Regions from separate parts of the Homo sapiens genome. Here region 2 is linked to region 1. The links are chromatin loops, found by intact Hi-C in ENCODE. Cell type or tissue: natural killer cell. All regions are shown on one strand. Each heading gives the region's core, and the rest is flanking DNA. Links, peaks and the distances in the headings are about the cores only. Region 1 overlaps PDE4D (phosphodiesterase 4D). Region 2 has its middle 170 kb from the start of PDE4D-AS1.

Evidence for each region. Hi-C counts contacts between places; a loop is a spot of excess contacts. Peaks named below come from ENCODE experiments on the same cell type or tissue, not always from the same donor. Only the 100,000 strongest peaks of a DNase experiment are listed, where the experiment ranks them.
Region 2: it touches region 1 in a loop (5-fold over the local background); 58 of 110 quality-filtered maps call a loop at or near these places.

Annotation. Positions count from the first base shown.
Region 1 is chr5:59,169,496-59,177,495 of GRCh38, forward strand. The region is part of intron 5 of PDE4D (phosphodiesterase 4D); the gene reads right to left. Among named protein-coding and RNA genes, the nearest start is that of PDE4D-AS1, 130 kb to the left of the region's middle. In natural killer cell, for the core only: CTCF peaks have their summits at 4,943 (motif pointing left) and 5,144; a DNase peak (open chromatin) is centred at 4,936.
Region 2 is chr5:58,863,515-58,880,485 of GRCh38, forward strand. No RefSeq gene overlaps it. Among named protein-coding and RNA genes, the nearest start is that of PDE4D-AS1, 170 kb to the right of the region's middle. In natural killer cell, for the core only: a CTCF peak has its summit at 8,315 (motif pointing right); a DNase peak (open chromatin) is centred at 8,347.

The sequences.
Region 1 (8,000 bases), core at 1-8,000:
GTATTTTGAGAGATAACAGATGATGACCCTGACGCTGATGCCCAGGATGACGAAGTCAGCACAGATAATAATATCACCTTGTATCTTCTTTCACTAATCGTGGAGCACTTTGCACATATGATCGTGCTTATCCTGGGCTGCACTGTTTGTTAGATGAGGGTGTGGGTGTCACTATATATACTTTCCAGAAAGACAGGTATTTTCCAACAAGCTATCATCAACTCAATGACAACACTGTACACAGGCAGCCCTCTCACCTGCTTTCTTCAGTATTCCATTATTCTCCCAAATTTGGCCAATCAAGCCCATTCACCTGGGAGTATTTGTTAATAATTTAGATCCTGAGCCTTATCCTAGACATTCAGTTCTGGAAAGTCTGGGAATCAGTCATTTTGTGGTTGTTCTCAGGAAGCCCTTGGGGATTCCTTTGATCAGAGACAGGTTTGGGAAGTATTGCTCTTTTTAAACTCAGGGCAGCGGGGAAGGGATGCTGGCAGGAGTGGACTTTGGTGACACTGAGATCTTTTATTCATGTGGTAGCTTTTCTTACTCTGAGACAGAGTTTTGCTCTGTAGCCCAGGCTAGAGTGCAGTGGCATGATCATGGTTCACTGCAGCATCAACTTCCTGGGCATAAATGATCCTCCTGAATAGCTGGGATTACAGGTGTGCACCACCATGTCTAGCTAATTTTTAAAATTTTTTGTAGAGATGGAGGTCTCACTGTGTTTCAGGCTTGCCTCAAACTCCTGGCCTCAAGCCATCTTCCTCCCTTGCCTCCCAAAGTGCTGGAATTACAGGTGTGAGCCACTGCACCCAGCCCTAAGGGTAGTTTTTCTGATCATCTGAAGGATAATACAACATTTTTGTCATAGGCTCAATAATCCATAAAATGCTGCCCTATGTGAGAGATATTATTATTTTAAAATACAGTTAATGCTGGACTGTGGAACCATAATATTGAAATATTGTTAGGGCGGGTCTCACCAGTGCCCTTTCTAGGCAAGGAGAGGCAAACTAACAACTGGGACCTGAGAAATAACATGTTTGTCACTAGATTCAATGTAAAATGGTAAACCTATCTACCTTTGCTAACTACTGGTCAACAACTAAAAGTAACTTAAGTTCAATTCAATATACATAATTAAAGTGCATTAAATGTGTGCCTATTGCCCACATGGCACTTTATTATGTATTCCTTAAAATACAAACATTTTTCCATATTATTAAAATTTTCTCAAAAATAAATTATTTAAAATCATTTTATTATGGGAATTTTTTAACCCCTACCTAAATAGAATTCACACATTATTTAGAATTTGGATTGTTTTTAACCCTTTATGCACATTCACAGTGCTGTAATGAACATGTGTATATATACTTTCACTTTTTTTTTTTTTTTTTGAGATGAAGTTTCTCTCTTGTTGCCCAGGCTAGAGTGCAATGGTGCCATCTCGGCTCACTGTAACCTCTGCCTCCTGGGTTCAAGCAATTCTCCTGCCTCAGCCTCCAGAGTAGCTGGGATTACAAGCACGTGCCACCACGCCTGGCTAATTTTTGTATTTTTAGTAGAGATGGGGTTTCACCATGTTGGCCAGGCTGGTCTTGAACTCCTGACCTCAGGTGATCCACCCGCCTCAGCCTCCCAAACTGCTGGGATTACAGGCGTGAGCCACCACACCTGGCTCATACTTTCACTTTAAAATTGTTCATCCTCAGTCTCTGCTCTAATCAACCCCCAAGTCCCTTCAATCCTATCTCTGAAGAGTTGTGAACCCATTCCCTCATCTCCACAGCCCCACTTCCACCCCAGTTCAGAGCTGCATTATCTTGATCCTGTACAAGGCCTGTGACAGCCCCCTGAAGAGTATGGGGCTGCCCCTAGTCTTTCTTCTTTTCAATCTCTTTCTACACTGCTTCCAATTACTGTCATTCTGAAATGTGTATTTGTTCCTACGATTGGAAATGCTCAATGATTTTCCACTGTCCATAAAATAAAGTCCACTGTTATTTATGTAGGCCTCAAATATTATTTCCTTAATCTACCTCTGGAGCATCCTGTTCAGTTGCTCCTATACACCTTTAACTCAATTTGTCCTTTACTGTTCCCAGTCCCCTGATATGGACAGGCATTCCATGCTTCCATACCTTATTCTTGCTGGTCTTTTGTTGTGAGGTAATCCTCAATCCTCCCCTAACCACATGGAAAGCATTATGTTCTTCAAATTTATCAGGGAGCATTTCCTAGGTAGAGCCACTGGCTCTCTCTCTCTCTATATATGAATACATATTCATATATATTATATATTAAATATATAATATAATTATTTAATATATATTTTATATATTTATTTTATAATAAACATATATATTTATATGAGAAATATATTTATTATATAATAAGCATATATATGAGAAATACATTATATAATAAATATTATATTTATTTATATGAGAATTATATTTATATATTATATATTTATATAATAAATATATATTATATATATAATAAATATATATTATATATATAATAAATATATATTATATATATAATATATATATATTATATATATAATAAATATATATTATATATATAATAAATATATATTATATATATAATAAATATATATTATATATATAATAAATATATAATATTATATATATTTATATAATATATGTATATAATATATAATACATATATAATAAATATGTATATAATATATAATAAATATATAATAAATATGTATATAATATATAATAAATATATATTTATACAATTTATAAGAAATATATATTTATATAAGAAATATATATAATTTTATAAAATATATAATATATAATATATTATATATTATATATTTTGTATATATTATATATAATATATATTTATATAAATATATATATTTAAAGAGGTTTCAGTCCAGGCTCTGTGGCTCATGCCTATAATCCCAGCACTTTGGGAGGCCAAGGTGGGCAGATTGCTTGAGCCTAGGAGTTCCAGATCAGCCTGGGCAACACGGCAAAACGCCGCCTCTACAAAAAATACAAAAAATAAAATAAAAAATTATGCACACGTGGTGGTGCATGCCTGTAGTCCCAGCTACTCAGGAGGCTGAGGTGGGAGGATTGCTGGAGACTGGGAGGCGGAGGTTGCAATGAGACAAGATCGTACCACTTCACTCCAGCCTGGGCAACAGAGTGAGGCCCTATTTCTAAAAATTAATTAATTAATTAAAATAAAAAATATAAAGGCTTCAATCATGGCATTTAGCTAGTACTTAACTATTTATAATTCCTTCTCCCTTACTTTGTAAATTTCTTGAACCAGTAGTCACATTTTACCTCCAGAGCGTATGCATGCCATATATAAGGTGCATGGAAAATACTGTTGACCAAGCAGATAATAATAATAATAATATTATAGCAATAATGATAAGTAACATTTGTTGAATACATTCTGAGTACCAAGTACTATGTTAAGCACTGAATTAGAATTTACTGATAAAGAATACCCCCAAAACTTGGAGAATTTAAGTACATTGACCAAAATTAGACAACTACTAAGAGGAAAGCTGGGTTTTTAACATATATGCTAGCTCATCACCTTTTTGCTAGGCTAAATGAACATGAGCCCCATTTAATTATTTCAATTAAAGTTATAACAAAGCATCCAAATCAGATATTCAGACAAGAGAGACACAATTAAATTATTTCCCCTCATAATTAGGACATAGCCCTTGTTTTCACTATTCTTAAAACAAGTCTAACTTCAATCAATTCCTGGTCAAAAAGCCACGGTGTCAGATCTGATCTTTTTATATATTAATAGGTATGGCTCTACTCATTAAATAAAAGCATAAAAGGCCAAAACAAATTCATTTGTAAGAAAGAGAACTGACTTTTACTGCTCTAAAAGATCATAAGTTTAACTAATAAATAGTAATACTCCATGCATTTATGCAAATCTTTCAGTTCAATGTTTTTACCGGAAGATTCTTTTTCAATGAGGATTTTTGTAAAAGTAAACTCCTTCAGCTTAAAAGATTTAGGAAATCCGACAGTCATTAGATGTATTAGATGCTTTATCAGTTTTTTATTAAAGCTATTAAACACAATGTATCATCAGCATTTTTCGATCACATTTCTTAAAAAGCTTAATGAACACATATTTCTGGCAATTATTAAAGTGTGGCCACAATCTTTATTCTATTAAAGGAAAAAAAGAACTACAGCATGAAGCTGCTGCCTGCTGGTGGTTGATGAGGAAGTAGGGCTTCTCTGGCAATGGCTGGGTCTCTTGTCTTCCCTATACACTGACACAACACATGTTTTACTTCAGTATCTCCTGAGGACTTACATATTTCTCTCATGTAGATCCCTTTTGCCTTCTTTATATGGTTCTTGCTCCCATCTATTAGATCTCTCTATATTTCTTTTTAAAAAACTATATATACTACTTGCTTTTATCACACACACACAGATTTAAAAGGCAGATCTAAGTAAGTAGCCAGCATCCTTATTGTCACCATGAAATAGTTGCTTAGTTTCTTTCATTCGATAAGCTCAAAGCATTAAGTGATTAGCCCAGATAACAAAAAAATAATTGTCCCAATTAAATATCATTATTGTTTTTCCCCCTTATTAATTCTTAGAAACTGCTTGTGCTTTAGAACAACAAACATATAAGATTAAATTTCTTCTCATTGTGTTTTGACAGACTAGCATTATTTGGATAGTTTACTTTTTAATTTTCTACGTGCCAATTGACTAAATTCTATTTAGAATGCACTTACTGTTTTTAATGAAGCCATGAATCTTCAGGGTAAAAAAATACAAAAAGGAATGAAGACTTAGACCAATTTACTTATTTATTTATTTTCTGGACTAAAACCACTTCTGTGCTGTTCTATGCTTGTCACTGCATCATGTGTCTCCCCCTACAGGTAAAGAGCAGGCAGCTGTACTAGTTTCACCGCTCCTGTAGAAGAATTTGTATTTTCCAAAGTCAAAATCCAGAAGTCTTTTGCTTTAGGGTGCTGGTCTCTATGCCTCTGGGGTATAAGCAGTAGATATAATCAAAATAGCTATAACTACAGAGATATGTCCAGTGAGAGGTTGGGATGAGAAATTTTCAAGCTCATATACAAATAATACAATGCCACATCTATTACTCAGGAGTTAGTATTAATACTTCATTTACTTTCTCTAAAGCATATACTTCCACGGTGGGTATAAAGGCCACCCGAATCTAATGGTTTATTTTACTTTATAAAGGTGTAAGAAGGACCATGGACTCGAAAAAGGAACCACATGTTTATTCCTGGCATTGTCACTAAGCAGCACCCTCTCTCACTAGGTCTCAGTTTTTTCATCTTTAAAATAAAGATATTTAAATACGTTTTCTTTAGAGTTGTGTCCTTGCATGAAAATCCTCTAATTGAGGATGATTAAATAAACATATTGGAAATATGGAAATTCAGAAGCATTGAAAATGGTATTGTGAAGATGTAACATTTAATGAGATGGCTGCAGAATGCTTGCCTTGAGCTAAGGTTGTTCGAAAATGAAATGCTTACAAGGAAGGACTGTGCTCCAAGCTACATGGCTGTACTTCAAAAATGGGATCACTGTCCCAGTGCAGGTATGGCTTGGGCATCTCTGACTCTTTGCCACCCTCTCATGTTCCAATGCACTCTTTACTTCTGGTGTGCACCACACATTAAGGACGTATGTAGGTGAGCCTTACTCTAAATGATAAAAGGATTACTAAAAATGTCATGCCATGACTGTGTGAAAACAAAATCATAAATGAAATGTACCAAAGAAGCTGACATACCAATATTCTCTGTTACCTCTATTCTACCAGTTTTTAAATTAGCTTTAGGAACAAAAAAATGTCAGGCATTGGGACAGGGTTATAGGAAGAAACACTTGGTGAGTTCCTCATCACATTCGGAACTCTATCCATTTTTCTTTCTTTTTTTTTTTTTTTTTTTTTTTTTTTTGAGACGGTGTCTCACTCTGTCACCCAGGCCGAAGAGCAGTGGCCTGATCTCGGCTCACTGCAACCTCCGCCCTCAGAGTTCAAGCGATTTCCTGTCTCAGCCTCCCGAGTAGCTGGGATTACAGGCACCTGCCACCACGCCTGGCTAATTTTTGTATTTTAATAGAGACGGGGTTTCACCATCTTGGCCAGGCTGGTCTTGAACTCCTGACCTGGTGATCCACCCGCCTTGGCCTCCCAAAGTGCTGGGATTACAGGCATGAGCCACCATGCCCGGCCTCCATTTTTTTTTTTTTTTTTTTTTTTTTACTTTAGGAGACAGGGTCTCATTACATTGCCCAGGCTGGTCTTGAATTCCTGAGCTCAAGCAGTCCTCCCACCTTGGTCTCCTGAGTAGCCGGGATTATAGGGGTGTGCCACCATGCCCAACTTGAACTCTATCCTTTTATATAACTTATCTCCTTGAATTCTTGCAACAGTCCTAAGTGTTAGGTACTCAAATCTCCAAAATGAGGAAATGAAGCAAAAAGGAGAGACTGGGTTCACATTCAGGCTCCAAATGCCACACATCATCTTTGTCATATCACACTAAAGAGCAAAAGAGCTATTTAAGTCTCTTTTATAAATGCAAACTTCAAAGCCTTACTTTTAAGGAATTGTTAGATCATTTTAGACCTGTATGTTTACCTACTATATATTGAAATAAAAACTGGCCAGTGACCTACCTTTAAAACCTAGCTTTAAAACCCTAATGCTATAAAATCAAACTCTCGGCCAGGTGTGGTGGCTCATGCCTGTAATCCCAGCATTTTGGGAGGCCAAGGTGGGTGGATCACCTGAGGTCAGGAGTTCAAGACCATCCTGGCTAACACAGTGAAACCCTGTCTCTACTAAAAACACAAAAAGTTAGCCGGGCGTGGTGGTGGGCATCTGTAATCCCAGCTACTTGGGAGGCTGAGGCAGGAGAATTGCTTGAACCCAGGAGGCGGAGGTTGCAGTGAGCCTCAGATCGCGCCACTGCACTCCAGCCTGGGCGATAAGAGCAAAACTCTATCTCAAGAAAAAAAAAAAAAAATCAAATTCTCCTGGCTTTAATACATGTCAAATGCAATAACCTTGAAAAGAGGAAGAGGGTATTGTAAATTCTATGTGACAACTCCTTAGAAAGCATGGTATGTGATATGTAGACTGCTGAAGTTCTTAACTCTTCTTTTTTAAAAATTAGAGTTGGTTTACAGAAAAGTGATAGAGAATTAATATTTCTCCTTCAAACAACTATGACTCAAAAGTGAGTTCTTAGACTTAGAAATTCATCCTGAACAACAGTGTATCATCTCTATCACAAAGCTACCAGCGTCTGTGAATTGTGATGAGAATAAAGGAGACAGTGCTGGGAGCAGGAGGAGACCCCATTTTGATGGGCACAAAGCAAGCGCATCCATTTTGGCCAATTTAAGGACCCACAAGTTTTCCTCTCATGATCTTGCAAGCTTGCCTTTCTCTCACTGTTCCCTTTCCTTCGTTTGTGTCTTTGTCCTATTCTTTCCATTACCCCCTTGTTACGGAATGAGTGCTTGTGTGCCCCTAAAATTCATTTCAATATCCTAACCCAATATGTGTTGGTATTTGGAGGCCGGGCCTGTGGGAGGTGATTAGGTCGTGAGGGTGGAGCACTCAACACTCACAAATGAGACTAGTGCCTTTACAAAGGGCACTGATGCAACCTAGAAGAAGACTCTCACCAGACCCCAACCATGCTGGCATCCTGATCTCAGACTTCCAGCCTCCAGAATTGTGAGAAATAAATTTGTGTTGTCTATAAGCCACCCAGTCTATGGTACTTTGTTATGGCAGCCTGAATTGATGAAGAAACCCCTAGTTCTATGTATACAGTGGGCCCTAGAAACAAAACCAAGTAATAACAACAAAATGGAATTTAAAAAGATGTATTAAGTGCTGGTTCTGTGAGGCACTATGCTAAGGGCATCATGCGTGTT
Region 2 (16,971 bases), core at 5,192-13,191, 300 kb before region 1:
AGGGTCATCTAATGGAGAACAAGCCAAAATTAAAAGGACACTTAAAAATAGAACTTTGGAGGGAGGAGTTATGTTGGTAATGAAAATTCTGGAAACTGACATATAACCACAGGCTTAGCAAGAAAAAAGACGGCTTTCATAAAAGACGGTCTGTTGACACTTGAGCTAAGAGGGAAGTCAAGCTTTGCAATGGAAGCTGGGAGGGGAGGGAGAGAGTATTTTTTACTGATAAGAGATTTGAGAGTATAAGCAAGAAGTGAAAAGTTGGTTTCTTAGAAGGGGGTCTTAGAAATTATTAGATTCTTGGGTGCCATGAATTCAAATCCTAGAGCAATACGTTAGGGTTTTCACAAAAATACTCTGAAGATTTTGTTTGCATATTATCAAAAACCGAATGCAACCTGAAGAAGACACTCACAAAATCTCTCTTCTTCTCTTGTTCTAGTTTAAAATACAATTACTCTTAAGGCATACTATACATTTGCTGGCACTTTCCTTAACAGTCACTCTCCTAACATTATTACAACTCTGTAAAAGATATTTTAATGTTTTTTTTTATGTGTCTGCTCTTAAACAGTAAGGGTCTAGAAGGTTGTTTTTGTTGTTGCTGTTTTGTTTTGTTTAGTTTTTTTGTATTGTCAGTAGAAAAGACAAAAGATTCTTCTGAGGGCAGTGTGCCATAGAAGAATATAATAACAATTCTTTGGGATTTATTATTTGTTTTCTCCATTTGATCTCTAGGCCAGACTCATAAATATAATGGTTTTAGCCAGAAACAACCTATCCTTGGATTTAAAATGTAAATTATTCAGTATTAAGAACACCCTAAATTCAACCCATGATCTCATCATTAGAACCAAGTACAGTTTATAGAGTAACTGGCTAAATAAAAACACAAGACAGGCAGGGCATCATGGCTCATGCCTGTAATCCCACCACTTTGGGAGGCTGATGCAGACGGAACACAAGGTCAGAAGATTGAGACCATCCTGGCCAACATGGTGAAACCCCATCTCCATTAAAAACACAAAAATTAGCTGGGCATGGTGGCACATGCCTGTAGTCCCAGCTACTCAGGAGGCTGAGGCAGGAGAATCGCTTGAACCCAGGAGGCAGAGGTTGCAGTGAGCTGAGATCACACCACTGCATTCCAGCCTGGCGAAAGAGCAAGACTCTGTCTCAAAAAAATAAAAATAAAAACAAAAACAAAAAACCACGAGACACAATTATATGCTACGCATAAGAGACTTGCGTCACCTTTAAAGATGCAAATAGATTGAAACTGACATGATACAAAAAAAAAAATTCCCTGCAAACGGAAATCGAAATAAAGTGGAGGTAGCTTTACTTACATCAGATAGAATAGACATTATATCAAAAACTAAAACAAGATAAAGTCATTATATAATGATGAGAAGAGCAATCAATCAAGATGATGTAACAATTGTAACTAGATATGCACTCAATATCAGAGCATCTAAATATGTAAAACAAATATTAATAAATTTCAAGAGAGAAATATGTTGCAATACAATAATAGTAAAGGACTTCAACACCCTATTTTCAACAGTGGACAGATTATCCAGACAGTAAGTCAATAAGGAAATACTGGACTTAAACTATACTTTAGATGAAATGGACCTAACAGACATATATAGAACATCTCATCCAATAGCAGTAGAATACACATTCTTTTTAAGCACACAGGAAAGATTCCCCAGAATGGATCATATTTTGGGCGATAAAACAAGTGTTAAAAATTTTAAGAAAATTAAAATCATATCAAGTATCTTTTCCAACCACAGTGGTATGAATTAGAAAGCAATAAAAGAAATAATGGAAACTTCATGAATTTGTGGAAATTAAACATGTTCCTGAACAACTAATTGTTCAAAGAAGAAATGAAAGAGAAACTTAAAAATATCTTAAGAAAAACAAAAATGGAAAAACATGATACTAAAACTCATGGGATGCAGTAAAAGCAGTTCTGAGAGAAAAGTTGATGGTAATAATTGCCTACATCAAACAAGAAGATTCCAAACAACCTAATGTTATACCTCAAAGAACTAGAAGAAGAAGAAAAAAAGAAGAAAAAAAGCCCACAATTAGTAGAAGGAATGAAATAATAAAGATCAGAACAGAAATAAATGAAATAGAAATAAAAACAACAGAAAATATGAACGAAATAATAGTTGTTTTTTAAAAAATAAAATTGACAAATCATTAGCTTGACTGAAAAAAAAAAGAGAGAGGCCTCAAATAAATAAAATCAGAAATGAAAGAGGAGACAATACAACTGATACCATGGAAAAAAAATGATGGACAAATTCAGCTCCTTATGATTGTAGGAATGAGGTCCCTAGTTCCTTGCAGGCTGTCACCCAAGGACAGTCTTTGCTCCTGGAGTCTTGTCTATGCACCTTCTCATGCTTTTGATGAGCTCCAAGAGGCCTCCCTCCAGTCATCACCGTTATATCCCAGCACCAGCAACAGTATGTCAAATAACTTACAACCTTGGAACCTCGCTGACTCCCTCTTCTGCTGCATCCATTCTGCTTTCCTCTTCCTACTTCCTCTTCTGCTTTTAAAGGCTCGTATGATTACACTGGACCCACCTGGATAATCCAGAACAATCACCATAGTTTCAGATCCATAGTCTTAATCACAATTGCAAAATCCCTTTTGCCATGTAATGGGACATATCCACAGGTTCCAGGGATTAAAGAACATCTTTAATATGTGCCATTATTATGCCTACCACACACCTTTACACAATTCCCTCCCCTTCGTTGTGGAATGGATTTAGCAAATAGAATGCAGCAGAGACTATGAGATGTCCTTTGCAAGATTCGGTTATAAAAGACTGCAGCTTCCACTTTTGGACATTCTCATTCTTTCTTGACTTCTCATTCTGGGGAAGCCAGCTGCTATGTATTGAGGCAGACACACAGTGGAGAAAGCCATGGGATTCAGTTTGGAAGCAGATCTTCTTAAGCCTGGTAACAGCCAATGAATGAATTTGGAAGCAGATCTATCCTAAGTTGAACCTTGAGAAATCTGCTGGTCCAGCCAACAACTTAATTACATTCTTATAAGAGACTCTGAGCCTGAAATACCCAGCTAACCTACTCCTGGATTCTCAATCTACAGAATCTGTGAGATAATGTGTTTTGTTTTATTATATTCAGCGGTTATAATCTGGAATAATTCATTATGCTGCAATAGATAATGAATGCACCCAGTGACTCTCTGACTGATCTTTTCTAAAACTGGAGACACTTTATTTCTCATCATTGTATAAAGAAGTCTACAGCTAGAAGTTTCTAAGATCTATTATTGTGGACAATAGAAAAGCATTTGTTAATACAGAAACTGGATATATTTAGATGTAGAACAAGAAGTCTCTGTGTTCAAATAGCCATTGGATTGGCCCTTATAGCCTGCTTGGGGTGCAACATTTTCAAAATAAAGAGAAGGAAGGTAGAATCCAGGCAAAAGAAATCCACATTATTATGAACTTGGGACACATAAACTCTACATCCAAGGAAACTGATTTATATAAATTGGTAGAGAAAAAAACTGAAGATGCACTATGATGGAGTACAATAAGGATAATGTGTCACCTTTCCTTTTTTTAGTTAGAGCCACGTAACTGGAGTAGTATTTCCCAGAGTGTGGTCCACAGACCATTTATTTTAGAATCACCTATGATGGTTGTTTAAATTGCAGATTCCTGGGCTTCTAAAGTAGAATCCCCAGGGAGTAAATATACCTTACTAATAAGCTTCTCCGGTAGTATTCATTCCCAAAAAGTTTGAGAACCACTGACACATGGTTAGGAATGCAGACTTTGAACAATCTGTGTTCAAATCTCACCTCTTTTTTTGTAACTCTGAGGGAGAGAACATTGGCTATTTTGCTCCTGCAGAATCCCCAGCACCTAGAACAGTGCCTGGCTTGTAGCTGGTGCTCCAAAAACATTTGTTGAATGAAGAATGAATGAATGACCCAGGGCAACAGTTTTAATTTCACTAATTTTCTTAGAAGAAAAAAAATTAGGAAAATAGCCCCTATCTTACAGGGCTAACGTAAGAAGGAACTGACTTAATAACGTGTGTCCGACAGCACCGTGCCTGGTACACAAGAAGTGCACAGCTCACAATGGGTGACCTTGGCATTGCTGTTGCTATGGCTATTACAAAGGTGCTTCTGACAGCAGCAATGATCCTCTCAGAGAAACTTAGAAGCTGGAATATGTGTTCTCTATATGCTTGCTGGATAGATGTTGGTTGAGCATTTTCAGTATTTATTAGAAAAATATATTTCTCGAGAATGTCCAAATAATTTTCTTTTCAAGTGAGGCTATGAGGAAGTCAAAGCACTGTGACATAAGGAAATATCCTTTGTGTGCATGATCTTATTTCTCCTCTGCTATAGCCTGTCCTTTTCTTTATTCTCAAAATAAAGAATTCTGATATTTCTGGCCAGAAATTTCTGAATGTTGGCTGGCTTCAGGAATGAAAGATGAGCCAACTGCTTTAACAGCAATTTTGAAAGTACTTTGAAAAAAAACTTAAAATAATTTAGATTGAAAATAAAAATTTATTTAAAAATAATTCAGATTAGAATGTTCTCTGTAAATGCAAAGTAGCAGTGGTATTTGGAAAAACACTTTGTGCAATTTAATGACTTCTCTACATAGCAAATATTAGAGACAGTGACATTTAATTTGACTTAGAACTTAATTAATATAGGATATATTCATTATCCTGATCACACTGCCGATTGCATAGGTGAGGTGATTTTAAAATAGGTTCTCAAAAAATCTTGACATTCTTGCCTTCAAGAAGTAGAACTGAATTTCTCTTCCTTTCACTACAGGCTGAACTTAGTGACTTGCTCCGAACAGGATAAAGAAGTGGTGACATGGCCGGGCGCGGTGGCTCACACCTGTAATCCCAGAACTTTGGGAGGCCGAGGCGGGTGGATCACGAGGTCAGGAGTTTGAGACAAGCCTGGCCAACATGGTGAAACCCCGTCTCTACTAAAAATACAAAAAATACTAGCTGGGCGTGGTGGTGGGCACCTCAGTCCTCAGGAGACTGAGGCAGGAAAATAGCTTGAACCCCAGAGGCAGAGACTGCACTGAGCTGAAATCACTCCACTGCGCTACAGCCTGGGCGACAGTATGAGACTCCGTCTCTATCTTTTTTTTTTTTTTTTTTAGACAGAGTCTTGCTGTGTTACCCAGGCTGGAGTGCAGTGGCATGATCTTGGCTCACTGAACCTCCCAGGTTCAAGGGATTCTCCTGCCTCAGCCTCCCAAGTAGCTGAGATTACAGGCACCTGCCACCACACCTGGCTAATTTTGTATTTTTAGTAGTGACGGGGTTTCACCATGTTGGTCAGGCTGGTCTCGAACTCCTGACCGCGGGTGATCCATCCACCTCAGCTTCCCAAATTGCTGGGATTACAGGCATGAGCCACCACACCCGGCTGACTCTGTCTCAAAAAAAAAAGAAAAAGAAAAAAGTGATGATAGCCTTTGGAGCCGAAGTCATGACAGGTACTGTGGTTTCCTTTAGGCTTGTTCTCTTTTGTATCACTCACTCTGGAGGAAATTACCATGTCGTGAAGGCATTTAAGCAATCTAAGGCCTCTTGTCCACAGCAAGCAAAAACCTGAGGCCTCTTGCCACTAGCCATGAGAATGAACCATGATGGAGTCAAGTCCTCCAGCCTCATTCAAACCTTCAGACGTCTGCAGCACCCTGGCATCCTGGCTAGAGCCTTATGAAAGGTCCGGAGCCTGGGCCACCCAGCTAAGCCACTCCCATATCCCTGACCAACAGAACCTGTGAAATAGCAAGTACTTCTTGTTTTAAGCCACTAATTTTGTGGATAATTTGTTACACAGAAATAGGTAACAATACACCAGATGTATATATGTGTAACATTTATCCAATTATATATTTTAAATATGACCAGTTTATTATTTGCCAGTTATAACTAAAAGCTAAAAATGCAAAAGATATGTCGCAGAATTAAAGTACTATGATCTATTACTATAGGAGTATTTGGCTCTTTTAAGAAGACAATGTGCAGATTAGAGTCATGTATAGAACTAGATTTTTGGTAAAACAGACAAAAAACATTCCAGGAAAGAATGATGTGACCTGTTATCTACACATTAGAAATAAACATTCAGCTATTATTGCTGGATTCATACTTCTGTTGATTGTCAATATCTTTTCCTTATTCAACTCAACAACCTATAATAGCCTAAAAAGAAACTGTGGACACTAGACAATTTCTAGCTAACAGTAGTGGAGATGCTTTAAATTGAATACAATCCATTTCTGACTATAGTAACTAATGGAGGCAAGAAACAGCTCTAGGACAACACAGAAAATTAGGTTTGATTTTGAAGAAGGAGAATGGCATGGGAAGGAAATACTGTATTTATAATGAAATGTATATGTATATAATTTGAATACACACAGAGAGAGAAATGAGGAGACAGAAAGAGAGGGACAGCAAGACAGAGACAGAGAGAGGCAGGGAGATACAGACAGACAGACAGCAAGACAGAGAGATACAGAGTGAGATACAGAAACGAGAGACAGCAAGACAGAGCCAGAGAAAGCACATGTGATACAAAGAGCAATAGAGAGAGAGCAGTAGATACATACAGCAAAATTGTGGAAGAGAGACAGTTTACAGTTTAAGTAATTTTGTATGTTAGTTTTATTTTTCCACCTCTCATTGTATTATGAGCATCTTCCCAAGTTATCCCCCACATCAATATTTTTAATAAAAAAAGAGAGAGAAACACAGAGAGACATTATTTTTAATGACTAGATTCCAATGATTTTAGTGTAGATATTATATGTTTATAAGCAGTCCCCTTTTATTCACATTTTGGTTGTTTCTAACTTTTTGGTCATCAGTATGGCTGTGACTTCTAGCTCTCTAGCTAGAGCTTTGCTCTCTTTAGGACAAATTTCTGAAAGTGAAATTTCACTGTGTACGAACATTTTAAATCTCTTATTACAACTTACCAAATTGCTTTCCAAAAACACCACACCAATTTACAGATTCATTGGCATGATATAAAATTCTTGTCTTACCACATTCTTGCCAGGACTGTAGAATTTTTTTAATTGTGCCATTTATTTTTCCTGAGTTTCTGAAACATTTTAAAAGAGCTTTTTTACCATCCCCACAACTACCTTACACCATTTTTGTTTCCTGCATTGAAAACATTTTCATTTGAAGGTAACTCCTTTTTTAAGCATGGTAAGGCCTTTTAAACAGCAAGATTAACATTGATTTTCTGTGATTTGACATCAAATAGAAATTAGTAACCAAATCTCAAATAAACCATTCAATTAATCAATTTTTCTTAATACGAGATAAATGTCTAAAATAGGTTTGAATAGAATAACATACAAGAAGTGAAGGCCCAAGGACCAGATTCTCACTTGAAACTAAGTATTTAATGAAATCGAAGGTAACACACATAAACTAGAACCACTGAGGAAAAGGTTTCCAGAGCTAGCTCTATGAGAATGCCAAAAGCCTATAAGCCCCTTTATACTAGGAAAATTGCATTTAAATTTTAAGAGGCAGTCACATAAAAGACAAGAACCAAAATAAAGTGTGTCTAACAAACTTGAGTTTGGGGAATGCACAATATTTTTCAACAAGACTGTGGTCATCAGACCTATCACACATTAGTTACATTGTGCTTTACATTGAGTTATTTTGTTCAGTTCTCACCAAACTCCTAAAATGTAGTCTATCTATCTAGCATCATAAATAGTAATATATGAGAAAAATGAGGCTTAGAGAAAGCAAATAACTTGCCCAAAGTGACAGACACAGGAGGTAGTAGGGATTGATTTTAAAGCTAGGTCTTTCTGATGCCAAATCCCTCTACTCTTACCTGCACATAGTTATCAAAGACTCAATTCATGGTTTTATTAGACTGTTTTCTTTGTTGAAGATACTAGACTGGAGGCGGCATGCCATAGTAAATGAGTGTAGGCTTTGGATTTGGACATCCTTGAATTTGAATCTTGCCCCTGTAGGCTAGATTCTAATGTCCATGATCTTTGGTTTCCTTATAATAGCATCTCACGTTAGAGTCAGGATGAAGTGATAAAATGCCCAGGACAATGTGATACTCAATATGTAGTAGCTAATCCTGAACTTTAAAAAAAAAGTGTTAAAAAATATGTAGTAGGTATTATTATTTGTATATTATTTATATGCCAAGAGGACAAGACTGAAAAGGAAATTTTGTACCCAATTGCCACCACCAGAGGGCAGAGTAAAAATTGTTGTGTCTTTCTCTATGTCAGTGTTAAACTAGAACGTGATGTGAGAGCATAATTTACACACCACTTACCAATCCTTAGATCCTGAGAGAGGGATCTAATTGACTTAAAAAGATAATAAGCAAAAACATACAAAAGAAATACATGAAGAATAATCTAAATATTATATAAATTCAGTTCATATAATTGATGTATGCAATTATGTAAATATTATTGAAGCAGGAAAGTTTAGCAGTGAGGAAAAATATAAAGTCATCATGAGAAGATTTTTACTGTTGAAAAAGTAATCAGCAAGGAAAAGTAATATCCTTATAATTATTCTAAAATATGATGTAGGGATAAAGTGAAGAAATTGGGAGATGGAAAAATTATACTAGTACAGCGCTCTCTCCGTTAAGCAATACAAGTGGAAAAATATTTTCCAGAAATAAAGTGTTAAATCTGAAAATACCACAGAAGTAAGAACTTGCTGGAGGGATGGAGGCAGGCAACACTCTTACAGACTGAAAGAATTGCTTAAATATAGGTACTCCTGAGTTATCAAAGATTGCCCAGGGAATATGCTTGCCAAAGAAAATAAAATCAAACATTTCTGACCTCTCTTCAGTGTCTCACCCAGTGGTAACCACTTAACATTAACATATACATTTCCTCCAGAAAGGCAGAGTCTATGGGGAATCGGATGTGTCCGTGGCCAGCTTAATGTTATAGATCTTTTTCAGAAATATCGAATCTATTGACTGGATTTGATATTGGTTGGAAAGAAACCAATAGCCAATCATTATTAAAAAAGCGTGTTTTACCGATGCTTGACATGTAAATTGGTATTCTGCAAAGTGTGTTTTGCTTCTTAATTACTTAATCTTTCAAACAAAAATCAAGTCCTAGGTAATTTTTCTACCTTATTAGCTAAGAATGACTTTCGATACAACAGACAAACTCTCATACCCACTAAACTCAGGACAGCAATGAGGCTAATGGACTTCTGGGAAGACTGCCATGAAAACAGAGCTTCCATTATGTTGTCTGGCCTCACTCCTCCCATGACTCCTCTCAGGTGTGCAGACACTCTGACACCTCCGACTCCTGTAGGCTTTGCAGGGGGAGCTCCCCAAACTGCTCAATACAAAGCGGAAGTCCACTCAATGACCCTTACTGCTCAAAGGCTCACGTCCCCTAGGGATCTTCTCAGTGGCTACCAAATGCCTATCTGTGAATCCAACAGGTGCATCAGAATCACGTGAGTGTGTCTGTGGGAATGGGGAGGAATAGGGATTACTACAATTACACAACATTCCCAGATCCAACCTCAGACCTACTGAGTAGAATCTCCCACACAGGATGTCAATAATCTACATTTTTAACTGTTAGATAAATCTCATAAACACCAAATTTCAGAATTGCTGAACAAGATGAGATATAACAAATTGGGTATAATAACAAGAATACCAAATTTTGTCCAGGGTATACTGTGTGTACAGTAACTTAACATGCATTTTTCCACTGAACCATCACAGCTGTCCCATAAGAAAACCACAACTTTAAAACCCTACTTGTATCACTTACTTTACATGCATAATCTTTATGTATCCTTTATGAGGTAGGTTCTGTTGGCATCCTTATTGTATAATCTAGACAAGGAACCAAGGCTTTAAAGAATGATATGGTTGTTTAAGATTAGATTTGCAAAGTGAGTCAAGGTTTGAATTCAGACTGTCTAATGCCCCAAAACATGATCTTTCCACCACACAACATTGTCATGCTAACTTCTAAGGGGGACAGAGCCAGGCTTTGCCATTTGGGATGAAGAAATTTAAATCCAGAAGGCCTAAGACAACACCAGGATCCAGCTTATTTTTAAGTATCTGATGTTTCATTACCTTAACATTAACATTTTTTAGAGGCAGATTGAATGTTAGCTAACATTCAGTGAATATTCTAGAGAAAAAAAATTTATTCAAAGTGAGGCAAAGTTTACTAGTGCTTATCAAACTTTTCCACACAAAGTACCCCTAAACAAAATAAAACGACCAGAGGTATACAGGTAATGCAAAATTTACAATCTCCTATTTCGTCTTTAAAATTCTTGTCATTTTGCATTTTGTCCTATATATACATATTTTTTTCCATTAGTTTAGGTTTGTTCTCCAGAAAGGTGTGCCATCTTTCCCCCCTGAAAATTTGCATATGATTACCTCTGCATGAGAAGCATAGATTTGGGTACTATTCTGTCCAGAGCTATTAGTGTTTTAATATCAGACTGAGCCTTACACCGAAAGGATGAATCTCTAACTACAGAGTTGAATATCAATGGTGGGAAGGCAATTTGATGGGCAGATGAAATGTTTACATTTCTGTAAAATCATGCAAAGGAGGCTGACACCCACTTTGCCCAAGGGCAAAGCACAAGTTTCATGGGGCTCCAGTGGCTTCTAATTTGGAGCAAAACTAATTTGGGTAATTATCTAATTTATCTTGATTGACAATTCTGAACTGTTCAGAGTGAAATTTTAATATAGCAAAGCTTAATAATATAATTTGTAAAACCTATTTCAGGCTTTAAGTTTAGGGAGAAATATTCTTGATATTTTGTATATAAGGGACATAGTATCACTGAACATATGGAGGTTGTGAACAAACTAGCTGTATATTAAAAATATGGTGGGATGTACCCTTTACAATTGAGTTTTACTATGCAATATCATTCAGGTTTTCTAGGTGTAGCCATGTCACCAACTTGCTGTGTGACCTTAGGAATGTAATATTACCTCCCCAACTCTAATCTATTCATCAAAAATAAGGATTCTGAATCATATAGCTAGGTCTAACGTTCTATGATTCCACAGCCCAGACTTCGCCTTCACTGAAGCTGTAAGAAGATTGGCATAGTATCAGGGAGAATCTCATTAGAAAACTCTCTTTTGACTTTATGCCAAAAGTGAACTATCTTTCACTGTATCATTTAGAGTATGTTTGACTGCAAATAACAAAATCTAACTCAAAGTGATTTTAAATATAGATGTTTTTAAAATCCAACATAACAAAAATCCCAGAAGTAGGATGGGCTCAGGGCTGGTTGATATAATGGCTTATCAATGTAATTAAGACCCAGGATCTTCTGAACTTTGATGCCTATTCCATCTATAAGCAGGTAGCCAGATAGCTTCAGTGGAACCAAGCATCACATCCAGATAAAATAGTGCAAGGAAGAAAAGAGAATATCTCCTCTGGGACTTTCTCTTAAGTGAGAGATCTTTCCTAGAATAAAACCCCCTGACCCCCAACCAGCAGCAGGACCAGGCTTCTTAGGTCTTATTGACCAGAATGTGATTATATATGCTCTACCTGGAACCCATCACTGTCCAAGAGTCCCCTGGTTGGCTTGGACCAAGCATTTAGAGTGAAATAGATGTTGAGGGTCAATTGCAAGCCCACTATATTCCCCCTCCAGCTCTGCCTTCATCTCTCACATAAGCACTGGCTGTCCCGCCATTCCATCTTCTATCAAACAGTAGCTGACAGCTGATACTATGCAATGGCGCTCAACCCTAGGTGTTCAGGATAGTCAGCCGGTGACTGTTTTTAAAAACACCTAGCCTAGGCTGCACCACAGATAAATTATAGTGGAATTTCTGAGGGTAAGGGCAGGTGACCCCAGTTTGTCCAGGATTATAGCAGTTAGGGATTGAACCAAGTCTTCTGACTCTTGGTTCAATGATCTTCCACTACTAGCTTCTACTCTCTTATTCCATGCAGTTCTATATATGTAAAAATGATTGGACTCACTAGACTAATATTCTACAAAGCTTACTTCCTATGAAAATAACAAAACAGGTCAAGTTTTAGATCAGCGTTTCTCTCCCCTAACTTTTCCTTTTCAGATTTCTTCAGAAATAACTAAAAAGACTGCTATCCAGTTCTGACTTGTGTTTGATAGCCCCCTAATGTAGTGTTGCAGTAAATGCATCTTTTACCACACACTTTAGCGGAAAGTTCACGTTTTACCACAATCTGATGTATTATGGCATGCATGAATTCACTATTTTGTAGTCAAACATTACTGAGTTTTAAAGAATGTTTCTTGTTGTGTTTTAAAATGGATCTCAAGAGCACACAAATTTAAGCCCCTATAGGACAAAGAAAGAAGCCACACAGCTCCTCCCCTGCTATCTCCTTATGGGGGGAGGCAAAAAGGAATAAGCATTTTAAATCCTAATTTCACTTTAAAGTCAAACAGTTCAAGAAGTTGAAAGTCAACAATGTTCTTCCCACAACATTTTAAATTTTCAAGATGTTTATTTCAACTCCTGTTTGTTATCACACCTCAAAGTAAGCATGTTTGCATAAAGATATTGAAAAGGAAGGGAATATCATTTTCAAATCTTTAAATGAAAGTGAAAAGTGCTCAGCCAAATTAGAAATAATAATATAAATAGAAATAAACTGGGCAAGGGGGTGCTATTTCATCCATCTAGAAACTGTATCAAGCCAAGAACCCCTTCTGTAAGGAGATGGACTTGTAAAAGGAAAAAACAAACCACCTCTCAGGCGGGCTCGCCCCAACAGAAGTAGGAGGGAGGAGCATACCTAAGTAAAAAGCCTACTAAATATTTCATAAACCAAGTTTATAAGATTGCTTCTATCTTTATAATTTTAATTGCTTCCTGCCTTTCACTTTTCTTTCTTCCTTTTCTCTGTAAAGAAATCGCCCTCCCTCACTCCTGTGGCTTTAACTCTCACGCCCAAAGCAGCTGCTCCACAAAGTGCTTTACAGCTTGCTGACTTGACCTTTCTTCAGCTCCTCTAATATAACTTTTCTTATTAGCCAACTATTCAATCCAGCTCTTTCTCGTGATGTTTAAAATTTGTCTCTGTGGTCATAATATCCTCTGGTCAACCAAGCTTGAAGCCATTCATTCCCCAACACCCACTTCTCCTTCACCCCTAATACCCAGGTCTCATCGCCTCTACTACTCACATTCTAGGGCAGGAGCAGAACCCAAATTTTAGGCACACGTACCCTGCAGTGAGCCTGTCTAATTCCCATCCAGTGCCCCCAGTTTCCAGATTTGTGACCGTGGGAAAGCTATTTGACTTCTCTGTGGCTCAGTTTCCTCACCTGCAAAGAGAGGTGGTGATACTTCAATGGGTTGTCCTAAGGATTAAATTAGATACACAGAGCACTAAAAGAGTGGGCACTCGATACATATTTGCTACTATTTTATATTTAGGGCCTTATGTGTATACATCTTTACCTCTGCACCACCCGCCCAATGGAGTTGCCTTAATTATTCTTCACCACATATCCTATACCTCCCAAAGAATCACCCCTCCATTCCCATTCCACTGCTCAGAAATTGTCTGTGGTTCTCAGTTGACAAAGAGGTTTGATCCAGCCTCCATCATCGGCACTTGCCATAGGCTTAGCCTGCAATTCTAGCTTCGTGCCCCACAACCAACGTTTGCCAACTCCAGCTCCATCAGGCCACGCCCCATTGCTCATTAGATTGCAGCCACCTTCCGTCTTCCTTTCCTCTTCTTCCTCCCTCCCCACCAAGTCCTTAATTTAACTCTGAGCTATTTCAAATAAATAAATAAATAATCACAGAGAATCATATAACAAATTTACTCTCTATTCAGTGCTATCAGTTCCAAACATTTTGCACACCAGCTTTAGATCTTTTTAAAGAGAGAAAATGTTACCAAAGTATCTGAAGCACCTGTGTGTCCCTTTCCTGATCCCATTCCCCTCACAAAGTCCCCAGAGGTAAGCACGATCCTAAATGTGGTGTTTGTGATTCCTGTGTAATTTTTAAGTATTATTGTCCATCAAAAGAAAAGCCTGAGAAACTGTCACAACAAAAGGGGGTCAAAAACGACTGACAAAAAATTAATATGATATCCTAGATGAATCTTGGAACACAAAAAGACATTTAAAAACTAAACAAATTTGAAAAGTATGGACTTCAGTTTATAATAATGAATAAATATTGGTTCATTAATTGTGACAAATGTGCCCTATTAATGTAAGATACTAATAATAGGGGAAACGAGGTGTGGAGTATACAGAAACTGCACTGTCTTCTTAATTTTTCAGTAAGTCTATAACTATTCTAAAATAAGATATTTTTTAAATATATTAATACCACCTATATATATAACCGTGAGGATTGTTCTATGTTTTCCAACTCATGTGAATAGTACCATGCATATATTTCGTTATACAACTTATTTTCCATTGGTTAGTCTCCAATGGCCTACCCCACTTCCATTTTCTGTCCTTCTCCATGATGATGGGCCCCAAAAGAGGAACTCCCATGGACTGCATCTGCAGGCTCCCTTGTTAGATTGGATTTATCCATTGGAAAGCAAAGGAGATTGAAGAAAGGCAGAAGAGAAAGTATGATGTGCTAGGCAGAAAATGCCTTCCCAAAGATGTCCATGTTCTAATCCCCAGAACCTGTAATATATTACCTTATATGACAAAAGAGATTGCACAGATGTGATTAAAGAACTTCAAATGGGGAGATTGTCTGGGATTATCTGAGTGGGCCCAATGTCATCAGAAGGGTTCTCATAAGAGGAAGGCAAAAGGGTCATGGTTAGACAAAGGGATCAGAAGATGCTACACTGCTGGATTTGAAGGTGGAAAAAGGGACCATGGGTCAAGGAATGCAGGCGGCTCCTAGAAAGTGGAAAAGTGAAGGAAATAGATTCTCTCCCCAGAACTTCCAGAAGGAATGCAGCCTTGCCAACACCTTGATTTTAGCCTAGTGAAATCTATTTTGCATTTATGATCTCCAGAACTACAATATAATAAATTTTAAGTTTTAAGCCATTAAGTTTCTGGTAATTTGTTACTGCACCTATACGAAACTAGTGCAGGCTGGGCATGGTGGCTCATGCTTGTAATCCCAGCACTTTGGGAGGCCGAGGCGGGTGGATCACCTGACATCAAGAGTTCGAGACCAGCCTGACCAACATGGTGAAACCCTGTCTCTACTAAAAACACAAAAATTAGCTAGCGTGGTTGTGGGCGTCTGTAATCCCAGCTACTTGGGAGGCTGAGGCAGGAGAATCGCTTGAATCTGGGAGGCGGAAGTTGCAGTGAGCCAAGATCGAGCCACTGCACTCCAGCCTGGGCAACAGGGCGAGACTCTGTCTCAAAAAAAAAAAAAAAAAAAAGAAAGAAAGAAAGAAATGAAAAGAAAAGAAAAGAAAAAAAGAAATTAATGCATAGAAGATATGTCTTCCCAGCTGGCTGCATTTCTGGAATGGCTTCCTTCTAGTTAATAGATCCCTTCTAGCAGGTTCTCTTCTGTGGCTTCTGCTCTCAGGAGGTTCCATCACCACTAAATCCCTCCCTTTCTCACTTCAAGCCTAGAGGCAGTAAACATTTCCTTCTGTTGCTAATTCCCACATGTTTTACTAACTCTCTGGTTCCATTCATACAGCCATGCCTCTGCACATGGTCTCTTCATTGAATTACCGTCTGTTAAATGTCATAGGTGTGCCATATTTTCCTGATGGGACCCTGATCTCTCACTACAATGTTTTTGTGATATATCCATGTGGATACATGTAGCTCCTAGAATGCCATCATCATCTAATGAAAGAAGTGCTGTCATAGGACTCATTATCACATAATGATACCTATAGCTGCTTTGGAAGGAAAATTCATAATCTTGGGTGAAGCTGGGGCCAGTCAAGAGTTATTCCAGAAATTCCTCTGGATTCCCATAGCACCCTTTTTGTACTTGCCACCCCTGTCCTTTTTGCTTTGATGTGTATGTGTGTGCCTCATCTTTCCTAAAAGCAGGAACTATGTCTTTCTGCATCTTTCTGTAGCAGATCACATTTGTAACCTGAACAATGGCTATCAGTACATCTTTTCCCAACCAGTTTTTCTCCTCGAGTTCTGCCTTTTTATTAATGACACCAAAATTCTCCTAGCCACACAATCCTGAAGCCTCAGGCATCTTATATTTTTTCTGACCTTTACCCTGCTAAGTTGCCATTTGCTAAGGACAAGCAGCATCTAAGGCTCGTGGCCATAAATCCATAGTTCTTCATCACATCCCCTCCTTTCGTCCCCATCATAGCTCCCTTGGTTTAGGCCCCATTAACTTGTCATTAGGTCTGGAATAACTCTAGATGGGCCTCAGCTTCATCCAAGATGCTGAATTCCCCTTCCAAAGTAGCTATACACTTCATTATATGGTAATGAATCCTATGACAGCATCTCTTCCATTAGATGATAATGCCATCCTAGGATAGCATCCCTTTCCAGCTCACACACCTTCAGGGATCAGAACTGACTCCAGAGCTCTCCAGTGAGCATTCAAACCCAGTGGGAGCCTGGACCCACTTACTTCTCTCCCTTTCCCCCAACCCTTACAACTGGCCACTGCCTCCTTCTCCAAATATGTCTCATCATTTTCCTGCATCTGTCTTTGTTCATACTCGGTCTTTTATTTGGAAGACCTTCCATTGGTGTTGAAATTTTCACTCTGGCTAATATCTTATCAAATGTTACCTACTTGAAAAACTAGGCATCTCTTCCCATTCCCTTCCCACCTCCACTGCCTGCCATGGAGCCACCATCATTATATTTGGATATCTTCTCTCTC